Regions from separate parts of the Homo sapiens genome. Here regions 2 and 3 are each linked to region 1. A link is a loop called in an ENCODE intact Hi-C map of the cell type or tissue named here. Cell type or tissue: mammary epithelial cell. All regions are shown on one strand.

Evidence for each region. Hi-C counts contacts between places; a loop is a spot of excess contacts. Peaks named below come from ENCODE experiments on the same cell type or tissue, not always from the same donor. Only the 100,000 strongest peaks of a DNase experiment are listed, where the experiment ranks them.
Region 2: it touches region 1 in a loop (8-fold over the local background); 4 of 110 quality-filtered maps call a loop at or near these places.
Region 3: it touches region 1 in a loop (6-fold over the local background); 3 of 110 quality-filtered maps call a loop at or near these places.

Annotation. Positions count from the first base shown.
Region 1 is chr18:39,837,534-39,845,533 of GRCh38, reverse strand. LINC01901 (long intergenic non-protein coding RNA 1901) reads left to right here. Exons shown (of 4, transcript NR_187474.1): 4 at 3,662-5,238. LINC01902 (long intergenic non-protein coding RNA 1902) reads right to left here and starts at 3,825. Exons shown (of 9, transcript NR_151703.1): 1 at 3,622-3,825. In mammary epithelial cell, a CTCF peak has its summit at 3,870; a DNase peak (open chromatin) is centred at 3,893; H3K4me3 peaks cover 868 bases.
Region 2 is chr18:39,956,967-39,964,966 of GRCh38, reverse strand. LOC124904349 (a long non-coding RNA gene) reads right to left here and starts at 5,857. Exons shown (of 3, transcript XR_007066451.1): 1 at 5,723-5,857. In mammary epithelial cell, no CTCF peak of the experiment used is centred here; DNase peaks (open chromatin) are centred at 4,206 and 4,936; H3K27ac peaks cover 3,866 bases.
Region 3 is chr18:40,408,532-40,416,531 of GRCh38, reverse strand. No RefSeq gene overlaps it. Among named protein-coding and RNA genes, the nearest start is that of LINC01477, 350 kb to the right of the region's middle. In mammary epithelial cell, CTCF peaks have their summits at 950 and 3,125; no DNase peak of the experiment used is centred here.

The sequences.
Region 1 (8,000 bases):
TTAAAAGTTTTCCTTTAGAATTGCCCAACTGGCTTGTCAGAATTCCACTTCAACTCCAGAGTAGATGTATCTGTTAAATACAAAGTTTCGTTCTTTTCCTTCCTTCCTTCTTTCCTTCCTCCCTTTCTCCTTTCCTCCCTCCCTCTTTCTCTTTCTTTCATTTTAGTGGTAGTGTTGAGGACAGGAAATTCTAGATCAGATTAATAAACTCAAGTGGACTAAGGAAACAGAAGTCATGCTGGCAAATTTTCACTGTAAGCATGTCTTAAGTAAACAGCTTCACCAGCTAAAAGAATGTTTTGGGATGCACATGCATATTCTGTCAACTTAGACTATATGTGAAAATTCTAACATGATTGTTTGCAGGTATTAATTAATCCAGCCATCTGATTGCTTTTTTGCTGGCCCAACACGATGACAAATTTGGTTTTTATTACTAAATTGCTTGGAAAATATCTAGATATTATGCTATTACAGTCCCAGATGCATTTTCTTTTTTATATTTCTTCAACCTCCAACAATTATTTATTAAACATCTACCCTTAAGTTCCTGAACTATAAAGTGGATAGATATGATCCTTATTTTCAGTAAGTTTGGAGAGTGGGAAGGAGACACACATATGTCCAATTATTTACAACAAATTGTTACCAGTAGCTAATAGAAGCTGCTATGATCTAAATGATTTTGTCCCCCGCAAAATGTATATATTGAAACCTAATCCCCAATGCAATAGTTTTAAGATGTGGGGCTTCCGAGAGGGGTTTACATCCTGAGAGCAGAGCCCATATGAATGGGATTAGCGCCTTTATAAAAGAGGCCTAAAGTAGCTTGTTCACTGACTTCACCATGTGAAAAAATAGCAAGAAGTCACCATCTGTGAAGCAGAGAGGGAGCCCTCATCAGACATCAAATCTGCTGGTGCCTTATTCTTGGATTTCCCAGCCCTTATAGCTGTGAAAAATAAATTTCTGTTGTTTACAAATTACTCAGTCTAATGTGTTTTGCTATAGCAGCCTGAATGGACCGAGACAGAAGTTTATATGGGAAGAAGTGCTGCACAATGAAGAAGTAATTGTTATCTGGGCATGCTAAGAAAACTTGTATAACAGATGCAATATTTTAATGAAAATCTGTAAGAAAGAGTCTACTAGGGCACAGCATATTGCATACAGGTATGGGTTGATAGAAATCTAAAAGGGTAAGACACTGATTTTGTCTATTCAATCTTACCAATGAAGATAATGCCACTAGGAGAACTTTGACACAGCTAGTGGCTGTTGTTACAGAAACTCTCTCTATCTTTGCATTCTAATGAGTTTAGAGAGTTGTAATGTTCTTCTCCACCTACCCTTCATTTAGGGTTGATAGGCACATCTGATATCACCACAATATTACAATATTATTGAAGATGAAAAAAGGTTTAGGGGCCTGGTTTATGCAGGTGGGTCATCTTAGAATGAATTCAATTTACAATTCTGCTTCTTCACTCTGCTTATCTAACCAAAAAGTTATTTGTACGCATATTTAGAAGTTAAAGCTGTAGTAAATCAAATATTTCCTGGTAGATAAGCCTATCATGGCTTATCTACCATGGCTGGTCCACAGGAAATAGATTCATTGGTACATCATAGGAGAGGGTACACCCCTAGCCCCATACCTGGAAAATAAGGTGACAAATATTAGACAGAAAGACCAAAGCAATTGGGCAGGAAAGCAACTGGCTTCAGGAACGACTGGCAAGTGAGTGTAGCAGAGCGGCAGGGAGCACGGGAAACACACACAGTGAGCATGAGGAAGCCTGGCAACAGAGAGTTCTATCCCCAGGCCATTCTGCAGACCTCAGGAATACTGGCACCAACAAGCCAGGTTCCCACTCCAGAAAACTGAGCTTGTTAAGATCACCTAATCAAGCACAAGACCTAGGGAACGTGAGAAGAGGGTAAAGCATCAGTATGGGTTTGTTCTATTCATGTGGCCCCTCATGTAGTCTGAGTAGTGAATTCAGGAGGCTGATACTATGGCTTATTTTAGAAAGGAGAAAACTGAGTGTCAGGAAATCCAGACAGAGAACAGTCACTGGGCCAGAAGCAAAGTTAAGGATGCTAGATCATTAAACTCCAGCCCAACACTTCCAAAATACCTTGTGACAAAAACTGACTGTCAGAACCCCATAGGGCTGTATCTCTATCTGTGGGGATGTCTGTGTGTTTCTGTACCTGTTTCAGAGGGGTATAAAAAGTGGGAAGGGCGAATGAAGATGATCAGGTTATTACATTACCCTTTAAGGTTTTAAAATCTGATGGCATTTATGACAATCATATTGTGATCCATCTACTAAAACATAAAAACATGGAGGCCTAATCTCTCTAGGTTTAGGATGCAGTTCTGTCTCTGGAATATCAAGTAACGCAGTATCGAATGTAAAGGCTGCCTTTGACTGAGGACACTCTGGGAAACAATTTTCCGCTGCATGTTAGCCTATCTGCAATCAAAGTGTGTGTGTATCTCTGATTTTTTTAATCCCTTCACTTCTTTCTCTCTCTTTTCCCTCATTGTGTCCTTACTTCCCCCGCCTCCCTCCCCCGCAAAACACTTTTCTCTTGCCTATGGAGATGGGCACCAAAAGGAAATTGATGCAGTGGCGGGTTTAATATGACATTTGAAAAGTGACTTTTTGATTTTCAATTAACCTTGCACAAAGAGGAAATATTGAAATTCGCCCCTTTGTTCTTGGCTGGATCTGCAGACAGGCTGGTTGGTACCAAGAGCTGAACCGGGTTTTGGGTGGGGCGATAGGGAAGGAAGAGGCAGGTTGAGGAAAGTAAGAGAAAATCTGGCACCTACCAAAGCCGCGCTCTGCTTCTATTTGCACGAAATGAGACAAGACTAGCCTGTACTAATTACTCTCAGAAGGGGGAAACAGGTAGGAGAGAAAATGCTCTTGTCATTTGTTTGACTTAATTGTATGCTTTTATGAGCCGTCTGGCTGGAAGGATTAAAGTTACTTTTAATAACACTTCCTTTCAGAAAGAATGTGATTTGAAGTTTCCCAGCAGGGCCTCCCAGTCAACAGCAGGACCCTTTCCCCAATCCCTGACCCCTCCCTTTCCCCCACCGCCCACCCCCCCACCAGTCAACCCTCTCCCCTTCCCTTCTTTGAAAGGCCCATTGTTCTGTTTGTAGAAGAAAGAGATGCTTACACCATAATATAAGACAATAAAGTTAACTCCATAAGTCTCCTCTTTCCGGATTTTCTATGCAATCTTTACTAAAGGCAGTAGTATCTCCCCCGCCCACCCAGCCTCTCCGCTCTCCCCCCTCCCCTCCTTAACTTCCTCCACCACCCTATTCCCTGCACTCCCCCCTACACAGCCCCCGCTCCTTTTTGCAAAAGGAAACATTGAAAATCATATATGGAAAATAAAGTAGCTTGGCGCTTTGGACCTCATTAAGCTGCGTGTGGACACCAGCGTGGTGACAGTGACAAGGTTCCATAAACACACGCATCGCAGGTGATTAGGGCAGCCCGCTTCCGCTGATGGACCTTCCGCTTTTTGTCTCTGTTCTTGCAGGGTTTCTGCTCCTTGCTCCCTAGCTGTTTTCTCTCGCTCTCTTTTTACCTTCTCACTGTTTTTGTCTGTGTTTCCTTTTGCTCTGCAGTTTCCACCGCGCCAGAGTCTTGACCCTGAGTGGCATCGGCAGGGTCTCCTGCGGCAGACCAGGGGTGTTGCGGGCTGCGCTGGGTGGGGGACCGCGCGCTGCACGTGCAGTGCCGCCCGGACGGCGGCGAAAGGACAGCGGTGCACCCCGCCCGAGGCCCCAGCGATCCATCAGGGCGGCTGTACGCGGGAAGACGCTTCATCTCATCCCTAGATGGCAGCAGGATTCTGAAGCTGGCGCAGCCCTGGGCAGCCCTTTCTGGTCTATTTTCCTGAACAGATTGCCAGGGGATACGGCGGCTAAACAGCCAGGCGCCTCCCCGGAGCGCAGCTCAGACAGAAGAGCAAGCCGGACAGACGCCGCTGGCGAGGCTTCGGGGGTCAGATCCTGCAGCTTGGACACCACATTCTCTCTTTTTGCACACAGATGTGCTACTGTGTAAAAATAAGCAAACAAACAAAAACGGGAGTTCAGCTTCTTGGAGAATGTGTCATGGTCAAGACCAGTGATTCTGGACGGTGACAAAAGTCCTGGAGGCCTGAGTGCACAGAGGACACACGCACAGATGCACATGAACTCATGGAGAAACACTGGTCTTCTCTGCCAGGGACCAGGCTGGCCATGCAGGAAGGGAGCAGGATGTGAAGATTCAGACTTTAGCTCCAGCTTCACTACCGTCCTGCCGTGCACTTTGGGGGAAGATTCGTTCTGTTCCTGAGCCTTAGTTATTTTATCTGTAAAATTGGGGTTATTATAGCTTTCAGCTCTGTGTACATACAAAAGACTGTTAGGATTATCAAGAGGAACAAAGAAGGGGGAAAAATCACTTTGGCAGGAACAGGCTCACTGCTGCAGCTTTTGGCCCAGAGCAGGCATTTTTCTTCAGAGGAAGCTTCCAAATGGTGCTACAGTATTTATTTTGATCAGCCAGATATGACTTATTTGAAAACAAAGGGCAGAGGTTGTTTCGCACCTTAAAAGCTGAGGGCTTTTGTCTCCAAACCACTTATTTTGTCCACACCCAGTCCCTCATCATGGACTTTGTCATCCCTTGGAAATCCTTTACATCAGAAATCTTTATCACCAGAAACTACACACAGTAGCCCAATAGCTGCATCCCCGAGGGCCCCAGGATGAAATAGGAAAAGCTGAAACTACTCTGGTTGGAGTATATGCTATATTGGAAAAAGTTACTGTTAACATGGTATATAACATACTGAGTGAGTCAGAAAATTTTCTCACCAAGTCTGAGTCAGAGGAAAAAAAATCAAAGATTTAAAAAAATTCCTCATATTACGTTCAGTACATTTTGCTTGTTTTCTTTGAGTTCTGTTCTCTTCTAGCACCATGGCAACCTTCGTCACACAAGGAGCAGGAGGACAAAGGTGACAGATGTTTACCTCTTTATTTTGTCTAGGGTCTTGTTTCCTTCACTCTCACCTGATTCAAACTTTCAGCAAATGTACAAGGGCCAGAAACACTTCCTCCTGACCCTGACCCCAGCAATTTTGTAATATGTGTAAAACCTTAAGTAACTTTGATTATTTACACCAAATAAAGTAGAGCTTCACAGTCTACAACTTTGCTTACTGGGGGTTTTATAGGACTCAAAGTAAAGCTGTTTCAAAATGATGAGGAGGTGGGACAAGGGGGAAAACAAGAAGAAGATACTATACAAAAGTCTAGCCATTGAGTTATCCTTCCTTAAAAACATTATGCCAGATCATGGGGCAGAAAACAGAGTCGAAATTTTCTATCATTTGACTACGTCCCCTGTTCGGTTTGAATATTAGGCCTAATTTGAACTATTATTAGCTCTAGCTTCCTGTAGCATCAACCCCAGAATTATTATCACATCAGTAATTCCAGCAGTCTCATACTATACTGTTGACTCACCACATCACCTCATCTTATAGCTTTCTAATAATCTCTCTCATTCCGCCAATTCTTCAACCTCATAAAGTCCTCTGCTTGAGTGATCCTCACACTATCCTGAAAATCAGCTTCTCTTTGTTCCCCACCTAGCTCTTGCCATAAGCCTTGCCAGCCTGACCCCCAAGCTTGGTCACCTGAATCATTATTACTAAGAGCCCTCCCACCTTCTCTTCTGGAAAAAGCATAACCCTAACTGGAAACTTATAGAGAGCATAGAAAAAGATCAAAACTACAATCTGCATTCTTTTCTCCTAGAGCCAGGGAACAAGACAATGTTGGTGGAAATCATCCAGCCTTGCTTATTGTTATCAACAAATTCACTGCACACAATCTTGGATGGACCTTTTATGCTGCCTAATATTTTACTTATTCTTGATTATTTATTTTTCACTAGTTATTTTGTTTACTTACACATAGTGATTCTTCTTTCCTGGGATCTTTAGTGAATATGCCAAAACATTGGCCTTCTCTTCAAGGTTTTTACCACCCTATACACTCTCATAGCAGGCAAACCCCTCAACTACCTCACAGAAGAATGAAAGCCACTGGGGAAATGGGCCTCATCACTCTGCTCCCCATCAAAATGTTTATCTACCTGTACTCCTTTCTTTACTTCCTTTCCTCCTGTCTCAAGGGAGAGAAGCCCTTTATAGTAGCACTCCATCCAGCAATTCTCTCCATCTCATCTTTTCTCATTTCCGCTAGGACAGAGATTCATCAGTTATTCTCCCTCTCTTCTATGTCTTTAACCACCCGCTCTGACCCTCACAGTGTTTTTCTTTCTATACCCATTCCCTTCTCATTCATGTATTAATCATCTGTCCTACTCTCTAGATGACCAGAAGTGCTGAGCCACAGTCATGTGTCACTTAACTACACGGACACATTGTGAAAATTGCTTCACTGGGCAATTTTGTTGTTATGCAAACATCATCATTTCCCTCCACAAACCTAGATGGTTTAGCCTACTACTCACCTAAGCTAGAGAGTATGACCCATTGCTCCTAGGCTGCAAACCTATAAAGCATAATATTGTACTGAGTAATGTAAGCAATTATAAAACATCGGTAAGTATTTGCACATCTAAACATACATAAGCATAGAAAAGGCATAGTAAAAATACTGTATTGTAATCTTATAAAACCACCGCCCTAGCTATGGCCTATTGGTGACCAAAATGTTGTTACCCAGCATATGGCGGTAGTTGTAGGATCTCACACACACACACACACACTCACACTCCAGTCCTCTGCCACACTTCTTTACCTTTGTTCTTCATCCATGTCTCTGTGATGTAGAATGACTTTCTGACACTTTTTTTTTTCCAGATTCTTGCTCATCCTTTAAGACTCAGGCTCAAGGATCATACTCTAAAGAGTAAATGTTTCTTAACATCCAACATAAGCTAAGATCCTTTTATTTTGCCCTTGCAGAGAGCACATACCTTTTGATAGCAGTTACGCACTCATTTTATCTCAATGTAATTTCTATTTAACACATTAGACTATGAGCTCCTGAAGGGCAAAAACTATGTCTTATTCAGCTTTATTTTCTTGGTGCCAAATGCCGGCCCAGGCACATAGTCTTAAACTTTGTTTTATATGAATCAGTCATATTGCCTTCTATACCTGTTGCCTTGTAAGAAAAACGTTTGCTTACACCAGCAGAATAGAGTTTCCTAAACTCTGTTCTGGGTCATCAGGCCCCTCTCCTCATTTTGGCTGTTTGGACTGTGCAGTGTACTAGTTTAAAGGCCAGCCAACCTAACTTGTCAGTTTTCTATAAGATGGACTGAAAGAGAAAGCTCTTCTGAAACAATCATGATATAATCAAGGAGACTTTCAAATTTGAAATGGATGCTGTAAAGGAGGAAGGTGGCAGCAGAAACAACAACTTCAAGGTCAGGAGACAACTAGAAGCTAGGAGACAAGAAGAGTTATAATGGTCCTTCAGTGAGCTGAGTTTCAAGAGCAGAAGTAATAAATGTATATTTAGATTCCAAGTAATAATTCACCTCAAGCTCTCATAGAAAGTGTCAGAATGGGGACTAGAACCCAGCTCTCTTTCTATTAAGACCAGTGCTCTTTCTAGTTCAACTTACATGTTTTGTTCATTATTTTATATAACTTAATGGGCATTTCTAAAGTTAGGTGTAAAATATTCAGGCCTTACCTAGTAAGAAAGAAAGGAAGACAGATACAAAGTTAGGAAGAAAATAAAAAATAGACCATTGAAATAGAAAGGAAGAGTGTGAAGTTAACAACTATGTTATTAGTTAACACATTATAAATTACTGAAGGTGGACTTTTTTAAGTTAAAGAGTTCTGCATAGAGAATAAAAATTAATGATCACAATTGATTGGTGTTTACTACAGCCAGGCAGTCAGTATATCATCATCATCAT
Region 2 (8,000 bases), 120 kb before region 1:
GAGCTTGGAGAGCTATGGTTGCAAGCCAAGGAAGCCAAGAATTGCCAGGAGCCATCAGAAACTACAAAGAGGTGAGGGAGGAAGATGCCTCTTAGAGCTTTCAAAAGGAACGTGGCCCTACTGAAATCTTGATTTTAGACTTCTAGCCTCCAGAACTGTGAGAGAATAAATTTCTGTACAGTTTGTAATTATTTGTTACAGCAGCCCAAGGAAATGAATACAGATGTTGAGTGACGCATTTAGTGTTCTGAATGTAAGTGAGGCGTTTCACTCAAAATAGAAAGTTTGATACTAGCTGAAAAACAGTTCTGACCAGGGAAAATCTTCTTCTACAGATGGCCTTAAAAATAGAATAGCTTCTTTTTTTTTTTTTTTTTTTTCACGATGGTTTTGGTGTGATCCTCCTTGAAAAGAGGTGAATAAACCAAGTGACCTTTCAAGATCTTCCTCAATCCTTTGATACTGGGGTTTTATGAACTCTGCTCACTTGATAATCTAGGCCAGCTTTACTTATGCGTGTATACTTCCAGAACAGTTTTCTATCTCAAAACTTCTACTGCAGGCAAGTAAATTCCCTCATGGCCCCTACCTCTCTCTTTCTATACATATACACTAAGGTGCAGCCGTATCTGTGTTTATACTGATATATTTGTTTTTACTAATCTCCTTAGAAAGAAGCCCCTACAGTATGTCTTATAGGCTGCTTTCGTTCCCTATTTTTGGTAGCCTTGTTTGATATGGTCTTATTTTTATTTTTAACCAATGGGATTTAAAGTGTTTTATTAAACTAGTTAGTGACATTTCTATAAACTTCTGGATTAATCATAATTGTATAAGTTGCAATAATAAATAATCCATAACTGCAGAGGCTTTAAATAAAACAATTTCCCCCTTACCTACCCAAGTTGTACATCGTGGATCAGTGAGAGGCTTTGTCCTATACCCTACTCATTAGAGAAGGCACACTAATTGAGTTCTGCCATCTGGGATAGCTCAGAATCTGGAAGGGAACATGGGAATGGGGCACTGGTCCATAAAGGCTTCTACTTCCACATGACGGATATTATTTACTATCACATTTCACTGGCCAGAGCAATAATACATCCCTGCCTAACTTCTAAAGAGGAGAGAAGTGCAATCCTACCATGTCTTAGAAGGAAGAATATGAATATTGGTTATTAGTGTAAATAATGACCAGCATTCCAGACTACAAATCAGAGTATTTGTTACTTTACTTCATACACAACTTAATGGGTTCTCAATGACTGAGTCCTCCTAGTCTTAAAGGAATTTATATTCTAGATGAGAAAATAATTCTCCTTGGGGGAGAAGCCACAGACATGGAGTTGACCCTCTAAACACAGAATTTGAGTCGACCCTCTAAAGCAAAAGCAGTAATCTAAAGTCTTGGCTGGGCGCAGTGGCTTACGCCTGTAATCCCAGCACTTTGGGAGGCCAAGGCGGGCGGATAACCTGAGGTAAGGAGTTCGAGACCAGCCTGACCAACATGGTGAAAGCCCGTCTCTAATAAAAAATACAAAAATTAGCCATACATGGTGGTGTGCACCTGTAATCCCAGCTACTCAGGAGGTTGAGGCAGGAGAATCATTTGAACTTGGGAGGCGGGGGTTGCAGTGAGCCAAGATCGGCCACTGCACTTCAGCCTGGGCAACAGAGTGAGACTGTCTCAAAACAAAAACAAAACAAAACAAAAAAAGCATCAAAGCCAGAGAGCATATTTTTTAGTTTTTTTTTTTAAAGCATAAACTAGACCAAAAGAAATCTCTCCAGAACTACTGCAAATCCATAGATCAATTTCTCGAGTGTTGGTTATTCTCCGTTGGCCCTCCCACCCACTGCACACTTCTCTATACTTGTCTGTCCTGCCCTGTGTTCCTACAGCAAGCCCTTTCTTCCATATTTCCAGTTGCCAATGGGCTCTACTGGGACTATTGCCTCCCTGAAATCCTTTGGCCCTGAGGATAGTAGAGGCTTCTCACTGTTGCTAGTATCTGAACGCCTCACTCTTTTTTCCCCCTAAACCTATCCACACCTCTATAAAAATGTCTTCATTAGTTTCATCTGAACCTGGGGTGAATTCTGTTTTCTTCTGAGACTGACTGATAACACCTTACTTAATCCCAAGAATTGATGAAATGGTATGTTTTCCATAGGTGAAATGTAGGAGAAACAACAGATTCCTGTTGCATGTATCTATCATGACTCATGTAAACCTTTGCCTGAGGCGAGTTTGCAGGTCGATCACATTTGTATCATCTATTATTATGATGTTCTCCTTATTTCAATTTAATGAAAAGGCCTGTCTTTCACCCTTTAACATAGCACACAAAACTCATGATTTAAAATAATAATAAAATATCAAAAGCTCATACTTTCCTCAACACAATCCTGAAGTTTCTCCTGAGAGGAATAAAAGCTGTTTTTCTGGCGATAAAAACCCACCAAAAAGTTTATAAAGAAAACAAACTCCCCTCGGGCAGTAATCGGTGGTCAGACGGTATCTGACAAGCACAGCAGAATTTTAGCTATTGCTCTAGGGCTGTTCTTAGTTCTGGTCAATTCCTTTGCTAACTGGGATATGAAAGGAACCCAAGTGAAAATAGTCCAGAGGGGGGAAAAATAAGAAAGATAATGTAAAACAAACTCATTATATCTGGAATATTAAGATTTTTTTCTTAGAAGATTTTCTCCTTTTTGCCCTAGAGCACTTGAAAGTTCTGAAGATACATTTTATGTAAAATCTAAATAATATTTTACATAACACTTACTTTAAGTTTAAAGGCTTGCTACAATGAAACTGGTACTAAGTGGAGTTAAGGCAGCAAAATAAACTGAAGAGGCCTCATAAAAATATATAGGCAGTAGTTAACTGATGCAAGGAAATAAGCTTCATGGCATGAGACCTCGGATTTGCGTTAACACCTAAATTTCCCCTGCCTCATTCTGGAGTTCTCATGCAGTAGTAGTGTTTCCTCCTATACATTTTTTTTTTCTCAACAAGGAATAGTAGTCCTATTTCCTGACTAATTAGAATGGTTTATAATTAGGTTTTGGCCTGTAGGAAGGGATTAATCACTGTAAGAGGTGTGGGAAATTCAGCAGCTTCTGTTAGCAAGGGTATTCATGCCAACTTGGTATTTATTTATTTACTTCTATTTTGAGTTTCGTTTAATGGGAAGTTTTATTTTCTACAGATTTAATTTTGATGTCAGGGTTAAAGTTTCAAACTCACTCTCCTTTGTTCACACAAATTTTAAAGTAAATGTTCAAATTCACTCTCTTCCATACCCTAACCTCCGGGTTTAAAGTATTCATTGCATGCCTCAAGATTAATAATCTGGCGATTTTCACATCTTCTTCAAAGACATGTAATTTGGCTACATCTGGTATTCCCCACCACCACCAATCAGTTTTACAAATGCGCTGGGCTCCAGATACTCAGCTAGATGCTGTGTGACCTGAAAATACAAGGACAAAGTCTTTATAGGAGTTTAGAGGATAGCTGAAGACTATACCTTGTCAATAACAATACCAGCTAAAAATGGAAATCAGGGTCATTGTGCCAGGAATGCAGGATTAGATGTCATATGAGCTCTCTATATAGTAAAAAATATATTTTTAGAAACGATTGTTCCAATTACGTCCCTGCCACCAATGAAAGCTATGATTTGGGGAAGTCTTTTTCCTGGTTAATATAATAAGTAACATTATCTCTGCGGTTTCCTCCTGGTTTAAAAACTTGTATTATTATTTTATACAGATTTTTTTATACCAGATATCTTGGGCATGGGAAAGACTCTATAATTTTTACTTGGTAACATGACCACACTCTTAATAAAGATGTTGAAATAGGTGAGAATGACTTTTAGTGTAAAAAACCCACTCTAAATGGAGTCGCTACTCCTCTCCCACATTATAGAGTTGATAAAGTACCTGAAAATACTCTTTTTGTATAAGAACATTTTCTCATTTTGTATTTGGAAGATATGCAATTAAAAGTTTTATTAAATAAGTCATACATTATTGAAGTTGTGTGTGGTAGAAGTAAAAGTTGTAGTGTCTCAGTTTTTCATATTCCAATTCCTCTGGAATCAGTTTCTTCACTCAGGATGATGAGAGATAGGGCACACACTCTCCTACCCACCTCACATTCTTAGCATATAGCAGTACAGATCATTCTCATGAGTCAGACTTTCATTCTGCTGCTGTGACTAGACTTAAGAGTCAGAATCAAAGTGAGATGGAGATATGAAATAGAGATAACGGAATGGGTGGACAGATTTCAAAACAATGAACCCAGATATTCTTCTCATTTTATCCCTCAAATTGATTGGTGGTCTTGTCTCCCTCCTACTGTGCCAGTTCAAATCTCAACATACCTTATTCATCCTTAAAAGTCCAGTATAAATTTTTCCTTCTCAAAGCCATTTGTGGAGGACCCAGTTCACAGGGACCTAATACTCTGGGCTCCTAAAGCAGGCATTGTCTCTTCCTGGTGTAAAGTGGCTAGAGCATATGCTCTTCAACCAAATCTCTTGCCCTTACACCCTAGAAAGCCTATTCACTACTTATGTGACCTAGGACATTTTTCAGTAACTGCTTGTTTCTCAGATTCTCCATCTGTAAAATGAGGATGATAATACGACTTACCAAAGAGTTGTGGTGAGAATCTCCCATAAAGTAGAACTTGGCACAGAGTAAACATTAAATATCCAATGATGTTAGCTAACCTTATTTTATACCTCACAATATTCCAAGGTGTATGTCCTTTTACATAACTTGGCTATAAACCCCTTGAAATCAGTTTAAATATTCATAGTTCTGGGTCTTGCTCCCAGTGCCCCAGCAGAGTACAGTGAACACATCAGACGCTAAGTCAGCATTAGTCAACTGATACTTAGCAGTGGTTTCTGGTTTCTTTAAGACAGGAAATAAATTACAGGTGATTACATAGTGGAATAGGTTTTGGAAATGTAGCTCAGGGACAGGCTAACTGCCAGATATGCAGACTACATTAGGCCAGAACTGAGTAAACCTACATCTGAGTTTCTCCCTTGAAAGTTATATTCTGTGCGTTTGTGACAACTGTCTTCCCCAGCTCATTCTAGTTGTGCCCCATTTGGGAGAGAAGACAAAAATAACTCAAATTTAACTCTTGTCACAAATGTATATGTTAAAACAAGTACTTCTTGGTTTCTACATATTCTCTTCCTAATAAATATACCAGCATGAGTATAATCTCTTTTACTCACATTTTTGCCAGTGAACCCACAGAAACACTACAATATGTCAGCATTTCTTATGCTCTTAAAACATTTGTTTTTTTCTGAGAAGAACAGAAAACACAACAGCAACTTTTTTGAAAGTCCACAGTCCAAATGAAAGTTCATGAAGTTCCTCTGATGGCCCCAAAATTTAAAAGTGGCTTCTGTTAAAGTGGCCAGAGAGGCCCAATGATGGTCAAAAGCTGAAAAGCATAGATAAGAGGAATGAAGCAATAGAAATGAGGATAACATAACCCTCACTATACAAGATAGTAAGAATAAAATGCTCTATTTTGTAGAAAAGGACTCCTTCTAGACACACACAGGTACAGACATAAGCACACACCTTCAAAAATGACTAAAGCATAGAGAGAGTCGTTTCCAACAATAATAATTGCAACTACTTTATAAGTTCTAATTAGGTATGAGATACTTACATGATTAATCTGCAATTCTTAAAGCAATCTTCTAGGAAGCTGCTGTTATCTTATCATTTAAAGTTGACAATAAAGCTCAGAGAGCCTGCTCAGGCCTTGATTCTGGCACATGGCTGAGCTTGGTGCAGCTTAGGCAGCTCCTGTTCCATGCAGCACATAGATCTGCATTCCACTTGGCACCTTCACACTGAATCATCCTTTTACTTCCATTGTATGTGATTTACAGATCCACCCACATGATAGTTTAAAAAATAAATGGCTAAATTTAGTCAATGTTTCGATTATTCTAACTAAAACCTATTCAAATGCCCCAGGGACCATCAAACTATCCTAGACTACTTCACAAAAGCTCTATACTATATATATGCACACACACACACATATATATTTACATCCATATCTGTATCTCTATATCTGTCTGTATCATCTGTATTAGTCAATTTTCACACTGTTGATAAAGACATACATGAGACTGGAAAGAAAAAAAAAGGTTTAATTGGACTTACAGTTCCACATGGCTGTGGAGGCCTCAGAATCATGGAAGGAGGCAAAAGGCACTTCTTATATGGTGGCAGCAAGAGAAAAATGAGAAGGATGCAAAAGCAGAAATCCCTGATAAAACCGTCAGATCTCATGAGACTTATTTACTACCACGAGAACAGTGTGGGGGAAACTGCTCCCACGTCTCAAATTATCTCCCACCAGGTAGGTCCCTCCCACAACACATGGGAATTATGGGAGTACTAGTCAAGATGAGATTTGGGTGGGGACACAGAGCCAAACCATATCATTCCACCCCTGGCTCCTCCAAATCTCATGTCCTCACATTTCAAAACAATTCATGCCTTCCCAATAGTTCCCCAAAGTCTTATCTCATTTCGGCATTAACCCAAAAGTCCACGTTCTAAAGTCTCATCTGAGACAAGGCAAGCCCTTTCTGCCTATGAGCCTGAAAAATCAAAAGCAAGCTAGTTACTTCCTAGATACAATAGGAGTACAGGTATTTGATAAATACAGCCATTTAGAAGGGGAGAAATTGGCCAGAACAAAGGGGCTATAGGGCCCACGCAAGTCCGAAATCCAGCAGAGCAGTCAAATTTTAAAGTTCCAAAATGTTCTCCTTTGACTTTAGGTCTCACATCCAGGTCACGCTGATGCAAGAGGTGGATTCCCATGGTCTTGGGCAGCTCCACCCCTGAGGCTTTGCAGGGTATAGCCCCGCTCCTGGCTGTTTTGACGGGCTGGCATTGAGTGTGTGCGGCTTTCCCAGGTGCATGGTGCAAGCTGTCAGTGGATCCACCATTCTGGAGTCTGGAGGACAGTGGCCCTCTTCTCACAGCTCCACTAGACAGTGCCCCAGTGTGGACTCTGTGTGGGGGCTCTGACCCCACATTTCCCTTCTGCACTGCCCTAGCAGAGGTTCTCCATGAGGGCGTCGCCCCTGAAGCAAACTTTTGCCTGGGTATCCAGGCATTTCCATACATCTTCTGAAATCTGGGTGGAGGTTCCTAAACCTCAATTCTTGACTTCTGTGCACTCACAAGCTCAACAACATAGAAAAGCTGCCAAGGCTTGGGGCTTCCACCCTCTGAAGCAACAGTCCGAGCTGTATTTTGGCCTCTTTTAGTCATGGCTGGAATGGCTGGGATGCAGGGCACCAAGTCCCTAGACTTCACACAGCATGGGGACCCTGGGTCGGCCGGCGTAACCATTTTTTCTTAGGCCTCCAGGCCTGTGATGCAAGAGGCTGCCATGAAGATCTCTGACGTGCCCTGGAGACATTTTCCCCATTGTCTTGGAGATGAACGTTTGGTTCTTCGTTACTTGTGCAAATTTCTACAGCAGGCTTGAATTTCTCTCAGAAAATAGATTTTTCTTTTCTATAACATTGTCAGGCTTCAGATTTTTCAAACTTTTATGCTCTGCTTCCTTTATAAAACTGAATACTTTTAACAACACCAAAGTCACTTCTTGAATGCTTTGCTGTTTAGAAATTTCTTCCGCCAGATACCCTAAATCCTCTTTCTTAAGTTCAAAGTTCCACAGATCTCTAGGTGGGGGAAAAATGCAGTCAGTCTCTTTGCCAAAACATAACAAGAATCACCTTTGCTTCAGTTCCCAACAAATTCCTCATCTCTATCTGAGACCACCTCAGCCTGGACCTTATTGTCTATATTGCTAAGAGCATTTTGGCCAAAGCCATTCGACAAGTCTCTAGGAGATTCCAAACTTTCCCAAATTTTCCTGTCTTATACTGAGCCCTCCAAACTGTTCCAAC
Region 3 (8,000 bases), 570 kb before region 1:
AGCTGTCATGATAAATCCCACATGGAGATAACAAAGGTAGTTTGACTAGAAAAGCATCTATAATTCCCTATCATTGCTGGAGAAATCTTGAAGAGAAAAATGAAAGAATAAAATAAACCAAAAATGGATTTTTATGAAAACAGAATTGATTAAGTATTCTTCCAAGAGGCTGGATTGTACTTTTTCTTCTTCATAGTAAAATTGTTATATTTCATGTGGATAAGGGAAGAAAATAATTAACTCAAAAATAACTAGGATTTGGAGCATTCTGGAAGCCAGATCCTCAGAAAAATGCTTGAGGGATTGCAGGCATTTAATTTGGAAAACAGAAGTCTTGAGGGACCATGGATATCATCTTCAAATAATTTAAGGGATTTAAAAATGAAAAAAAAAATGTCAATGTTGTTCTAGAATCCAGGACACAGGACTGGTGCAGATACTCGTTTGAGCAGTCTCTCTTGCCTGGCTCCGCTGGCCCAAAGACACAGAACAGGATGTCACCAAAGATGTGCAGAGTCAGCAAAGTAAATGTTACAGAAAGACTGAGATTTGTTTCAATAGACAGGAGAACAAAGGCTTTAGAGGCAAGCAAACCTGAGTTTGAATATCTTTCTCTCACTTAATAGCTGTGTGCCCTTGAGAACATTACTCTAGCACTTTTCAGTTCTCACTCTCAAAATGGGGATAATACTCATTATTCCAGATTGCGAAGATTAAACACAATGATATATATATAAGCTCTTTGCTAAGTTTGACACAAATAGGTACCTATGAAAGGGTAACTGTTATGTTCATCATCTTTCAAGTCATTCAGTGCAAATACAATTGTGTCCTTTGTACTAATGAGAAAACTGGTCTTGGAGCCTGAGTAAATTTTCTATGGTCACACAGGTAGTAAATGATGGGATGGGAACACACATTTTCACCTGTCTGGTGATGGAATCCTGCCCTCTCCAGGATCCCAAGCTGCATCTCGGCTAAGGAAATACTTTCATTAACAAATAAGTCAAAACATTGTGTCTTACTCTCTTGGCCAGACAGGACACACATGTCCTTGTCTCTCTACCCAGAATGATGGAAAGGACACCTCCAGGATGGCTTTTTCAGGACTTCTGGAAGATTGCATCATCAAGTAAGTCCTAGACAGTTCTATATTCAATTAAGTGGATGCATTTTTATTTCATCTAAGGAACCACCCCTTTATAGAAGACTCACACATGATGTATCTGACCTGAAATCATTACCATAAGCTCGTGACTCAGTGTTAACTCTCATTGTGGAGCCACAAACCAGGATTTGATGATTACACCTTTTTCTTTTTTACTAAATTCAATGCGGGGATATTTAAAAGCCTTGCTTCAAAGGGCATCTGAAAAATCTTTAGCTACCCAGTTCAGGACCATCAATCTACCTGCTCCCTCCCTAGTCCCCCGAAAAAACACAGTCTGTCCTCCCCAGCAGCTGTTTGTCAGCATGCAAATATTCCTAAAAGGGGAAACCAGAAATCCCTTGCCCTGAGTGGTATCATAGGTCTCCCCTCCACGCAAGATCTGTGAAGCTGTACCAGGAGAGGAGGGGCCTTTTAAGTAGGGACAAGAATAAAACAAAATAATTTATAAATGAAATATTTTAATTGCAATTTTATTTGCAAATTTCCAAATTGTTCCAATTGCTTTTCAAGCCATTCACTTCTTTTGACTCCCCAAAGCTCTGTCTTTTTTTGTCTTTTCCCTCTCCAGTCTCCCTTCTGCCCCTCTTTCTGTCTCTCTCAGCCTGAAAATTCTGGTTAGCCGTGGTTTAGGGTACACGTTGTGGTTTATCACTGATAACCACACTCCCTGTTCTGAGATGCTGGAACACTTCCTTAAAGCACAGAGTGCATGGACTAACAATTATATTTCAAGCTGCATTTAATGTTGAAATATGAGACAACAAATTGATCTTAGATTTCTTCAGTCAAGCATGACCTCACCTCTGACTCTGGCAAAAGCTGCTGCGGTGCCGGAGCAGTAGTTGTGCAGTTGCAAAATGAATAACAGGAAGAAAACAAAGCCTCATCCTTTTTAAACCAAACAAAAGAGAAAGACTACCAACATTTTTTTCTACATTAGCAATACCTGCTTCTGAAAAAGCAGATTGGAAAACAGTGACTAAAACATTCCTTCAACCTTCCGTGTAAACCATCCAGTCTGGTGTATGCTTTCTCTTAGAAAAGATGCATATTCATAGACTTTTGCTTCATAGCCTGACTTTTCATTAAAGAATAGAGAAGGTTATATATTCAAATATCTGCCACAAAAATATCTAGGAAGATGCTTATTCACTGTCTAAAAATTATCTGCATGTGGCTATTTATTCATTCAATCTCTCAATAATAATAGCTCTTGAACAAAGGAGGAAAAAGTACCTCGCTCGGAGAAGATCAAACAGTCCACAATATTTTATTAATTCTCAGATGGTTTCTTTGTGGTAAGTGAGTAGTATTATTGCTTCATTTGAGACAGGGAGAAATAAAATCCAAAGATAACCTGACATGTACTGGAGATAGGTAGTTTGTCATTGCTTATATCAAGGACTAAATGCAATGGTAACAAAAGAAGAGTGTATTAAAAAGAAAGAAAGGAGCAGGGGAAGAAAAGAAAAATAATAACAAGAAAAAGAAAGAAAAAAGATATCAAAATTGGCATTTTCTCCCAAGCTATCAATAAATTTGTAACATAATTTAAAACATATGAAAATGAGAATAAATGACAAAGTGGCAACAGAATAACATGCTGTAGTTTTATTTCAAGTACTTTTGTTGTAAACAAACATGACTCTGTTTGCAAAGTTTCAATTGTGAGATGTTTTCTGAGCACCGAAATACTCACTAAAATCCAGAATTTGAAAAGAAAGTGCCTACCTTTATGTTTTCATTTTTAATATTGAAGTAAGAAATTAAATTATGCACTGGACTAAAGATAAACCTTTGTCTCTTCCCAAACGCCAAATTTTATGACCCAATTGTATTCCTGGTCAGAAAAAAGCAGAATTAGACCATTTCCAAAAGTTCAAGAATGTCTGTGAATATCTCAGCCTTTGCAGGATAGGCAGTTCCCAAAACTGCCTGCCATTCCAGGATTAGCTGCTGTGTGGCGTTAGTCCCCTTCAAATGAACAGGCTCTCTCTTCCTCCAGCTCCTGCTCCTGTGCCTTGTTGCTTGAAAATGGTTCTCTCTGCTGTCACTGTAACAAACAGTTCTAATTGCTGGGTTGCCTGTTATGGTGGAAATTGCAGTGGTCCGTAGTTGAAGGCTTTCACTCTGGTTTGGTAATCACAGAGAGAGGCAAACTGCTCCTTTCCTAAAGGGATAAAGAAGATAATCTTGAAAAATATAGTAATAAATAATAAATCATTTTAAGAGAAGCAGAAAACCAACACACTTGCTGAATGGTTATAGTCTAATCTAATTGTAATGCATTTTTCCTCTTGAAGAGATGAAAGTTCACGGATATATTTTCTTGTATTCTTGGTGGTGGTGATGGTGGTGGTAGTGTTTGTTTTTGTCTGTGAAGTAATACATGGTAGGCAATGATTTGGAATTGTAAACTTTCCAATTTATTTTCATGGCAATCTGTGAGATGTGTCCCTGGAGGAAGGCAAACAATTGCAGTTTTAGAGCTGAATTGGCCTCTCTGTCTCCTTTCTTACATTAGAAAGCATGCAATCTCATTTTGAGTAGGATTACAAAATTTCCAAATTCTAATAAAGTGCAAGAGTAATATGTGATGGTCTGAGATGGTTGATGTGTTATTGAAGAAACACTCTATGGTGGGCGAGGTAAAAATGAGAGCAGTTATTGTCAGATTTTACCACCATGACAGAATTCAGGTTACAAAAGGCAATTCCTAATTTGGGAATTTAATCAGATAGCAAGCACCAAGGACAGCAGCTGCTGTTACATTAGGTTGGGTAAAATTATAAGGCCTATCAATTCTCATGCTTCGGGGCATAAGCTGATCACCAGCTGAGGTCAGGAGAAAATTTCCCCAATGACAGGCTTGCATAGTTATACCCAATATAAGAGATTCAACACCTACCCCTAAAATATCTGATGTGATTCGTTACCAAATAAATACAAACATACAACATGTACTTATACTATTACCAAAGCAGCCACACACAAGGGACTAGACAGACATAAAGGTGAGTATTGGTCTGAATGCCCAAGTCTTAAATGAGACCATAATCACCCAAGGAAAACCTACCTTCACATGGTCAGCTTTGCCTACAGAGTCCCTTTAATTCTTTGTCAAATTTGTGGGCGAATATTTTTCAAATGTCCACTCAATTCAGATATTTGCATTTGCTTATATGAACAAAGTCTTCCAAAATGAGTGGTGCTAGAAGGGGGTGGTATTAGCTTTCTTTGCTGCATGAAAAATTACTACAAACTTAGCAGCCTAAAATAACCAGATTTCTTATTTCACAGTTTGTGTGGGTCAGAAGTCTTAGTCTGGGTTAGCTGGATCTTCTCCTGGGGTTTCACCAAATGATAATAAAGGTGTCAGCTAGGGCTGTGAATTTCATCGGAGGCTCTAGGGTCTCTTCCCAACTCACTGGTTGTTGGCAGAATTCATTTCCTTGCAGTTGTATGACTGAGGTCCCCGTTTCTTTGTTAGCTATCAAATAGCCAGGGACTGCTCTCAGCTGCTAGAGTTCATCCACAGTTCCTTGTCACATGAACCCCATAGGCATCTCACAACATGGATGCTTGCTTTCTTTCAGCCCAATAGGACTGTGTCTCATTGACTTCTCCCTGTGAAACAGGCCAATACAGTCTCCTATAACATAATCTAATCAAGGGAACAGGGATCTCATCATATTCACATGTCCTTCCTATACTCAAGAAGAAGGAATTCTACAAGGTGTGCACATAAAGGAGCAGGAATTTGGGAATCATTTGAGAATTCTACCTAAAACAGGGCTCTAGTGAAAATAGGAAAGATCAAGATTAATAATTCAGGGCTATTTTATTTCACTAATTCTATAGGATTTTAAAAAACTATTTGATGGCCAGGCGTGGTAGCTCATGCCTGTAATCCCAGCACTTTGGGAGGCTGAGGTGGGCGGATCACGAGGTCAGGAGTTTGAGACAAGCCTGACCAATGTGGAGACACCGTGTCTCCACTAAAAATACAAAAATTAGCTGGGCGTGGTTGTGCATGCCTGTAGTCCCAGCTACTCGGGAGGCTGAGGCAGGAGAATCTCTGGAACCCAGGAGGTGGAGGTTGCAGTGAGCCGAGATTGCGCCACTACACTCCAGCCTGGTGACAGAGCGAGACGCCGTCTCAAGATAAAACAAAGCAAAACAATTTGATGAGACTAGTCATTAATCTATTGTGTTTTATCAATTAGCAATCGTCCACTACAGAAGGACAGATCACTGGTGAATTTGTGATTATAATCATATAAATATAACTTTAGAATATAAATTAGAGGTATTTAGTTCAATTATTTTATATGGCACATAAATAAATTGACACTCAACAAAATTAGTGAGTCTAACTCACTGGGCTTTGCCATTTAAAGTCAGAATAAAAATCTAGTTCTCCCTACTCCAAAACAAAACACATCTTTGCATTTAACTCACCATCAGGCCCTTCGTCGACTTTTGGGTATTTGCTTTCACTCTGCAGATTTCCAAGTATCTCCAGGTATTTGTGCATTTTCAGCCAAGGTAATTGTTTCTGTTGAATGGTAATAAACTCACTCACACTGAGCTGCCAGTGACTGATTACATTTTAAGGACGATTTCCTAACCTTATAATGGTATTATTACTTTCACAGAAGTAAATACACTAAACTAAAAGGGAAGTGATACCGTTAATGTAGACTTCCTTGTTAGAGCAGAAGGAGAAAGGTGGGCTTGTGTGTGTTTGTGTGTAATGACTTGTCCTTTGGTCCTCATGTTTGTAACAGCAGAGCAGACGATAGTTTGGGGTCAGTTATCAAGTAACAGTATGACAAAAAAGGAAATGTCAAAAACTTTTTCTTGCTCATTTAATCAGGTAGTAGGGGTTCCCACTTTTTTAACTTCTTATGTAGTCAACTCTTCTATCAACTAACTTATTGGTTAATGGGTAACTACTAATTTGGCGAGGAGGTTTTCATACAGTTCTATTGCTATGAACAACAGGGCAGGCAGAGATGCTCAAAGCAGGAAGTGCTCTGGTGAGTTAGAGAATCTTGGAATCACAAATAAAATGCTAAAATGTATCCTAGTTTTAGTAGAGATAATAGAATCCAGGACAGTTCTGACAGTTTTGGCATCAAGACAACATTTTGCACAATGCTCTGTCTTTGGGTGCCTCTCATGAATGAGATTTTTGATGAAACAAACATGTGCCAGTGATTGAGTGTGGAAGCAGGCAATATTAGATGCTATCTTTGTGAAAAACAACAACTGAAGAGGGTTTTTTTCCAGAACTATGTTTATTAAACAGGTAGATGTTGGGTGGTTGTATCTGTTATTTCATCTATGACCACAACTCAAATTTTAATCATTGTAGATTAATTTGGTGAGAAGGAGAAGAAACACTGTACCCCAAAATCTTTATTAAGAAAGATACTTTTGGCCAGGCATGGTGGCTCACGCTTGTAATCCCAGCACCTTGGGAGGCCAGGGAGGGCGGATCACCTGAGGTCGGGAGTTCGAGACCAGCCTGGCCAACATGGTGAAACCCTGAATCTACCAAAAATACAAAAATTAGCTGGGCGTGGTGGCGGTTGCCTGTAATCCCAGCTACTCAGGAAGCTGATGCAGGAGAATCACTTGAACCTGGGAGGTGGAGGTTGCAGTGAGCCAAGATTGCGCCACTGCACTCCAGCCTGGACCACAAGAATGTAACTTCGTCTCAAATAAATAAATAAATAAATAAATAAAAGAAAACTTTTCTGGCTTGCATAGTACTATTATAATATCTATGAGTTTCATCAAGTTATTATTTTTAAAATATTTTTTCTCTGCCTAAAATGTGTTACAGCCTTAGATAAGAGTTTGTCAGACTTTGTTGTGTTCAGCATGAATTTGTCATCTTCCTCTTGGATGGGGAAAGGCTGTCACCTTCATTTGAACTATGAGAAAATATTCTCATACTTCATAAGAATTTCAATATTTTAAGCAAAATGTTATTTTCACCTGAGCATGAATCATCTTCTCATCCAGTATTCACTGTCCTATACTTGCAAGCAACCGTGTTTATATCACTGATGCATCCTATTATGAAAAAATATTTCTTCAGAAATACCATGATCTTAGTCTCGCTGTCTGGCTAGCCAAGTCTCATCTGATCTTTCAACATGGAGCCCAAGTTACTCCTTCTAAATAAAGATTTTTCTGACTATCAAGTCTACAGTGTCTTCCACTTTCTCAGGGCCTATTTCTGGGGATATTTATTTTAACACATAACTGTGTTTTATCTCTATTTCCTTTATGCAAGTCTTATTTCCGAATAGTTTGCCAAAATCATTGAAAATAGGAACTTTTCCTCACAAGTTTTCAGTACCTCCTACGATGCCCAGCATAGTGCTGAAGAGAATAAAGCTTTGCCGAACTGGGAAATAAAATTAAAATAGCAACCAGTTATATTAAACAGCCATTGACCTTTTCATAGTCGGGATAGTAATTTTTGTTGTCATTGGGTTTTTGGTTGGTTTTGTTTGTTTTCTGTTATTGCTATTAGGTTTGTTAACTTGTTTGTTTTTGTTGTTGTTTTGCTTGACATACTTGCCTGGATTTGCTTAACACTGACGACGTGAACTAAACATGATAATAGTTAATTAATTGCCATACTATTCTTGACAGAGCTGATCATACAATGTTTAAAACAAAACTAAACTAAACTAAAAATATGAGGAGATCTAGGCACAGTGTTTGTCTACCAATTAAACTTAGCTCTAAAATCAAATTCATGACTCTTTTCTAATATTTAATAACTCAAGGTTTGCATATTCACTCT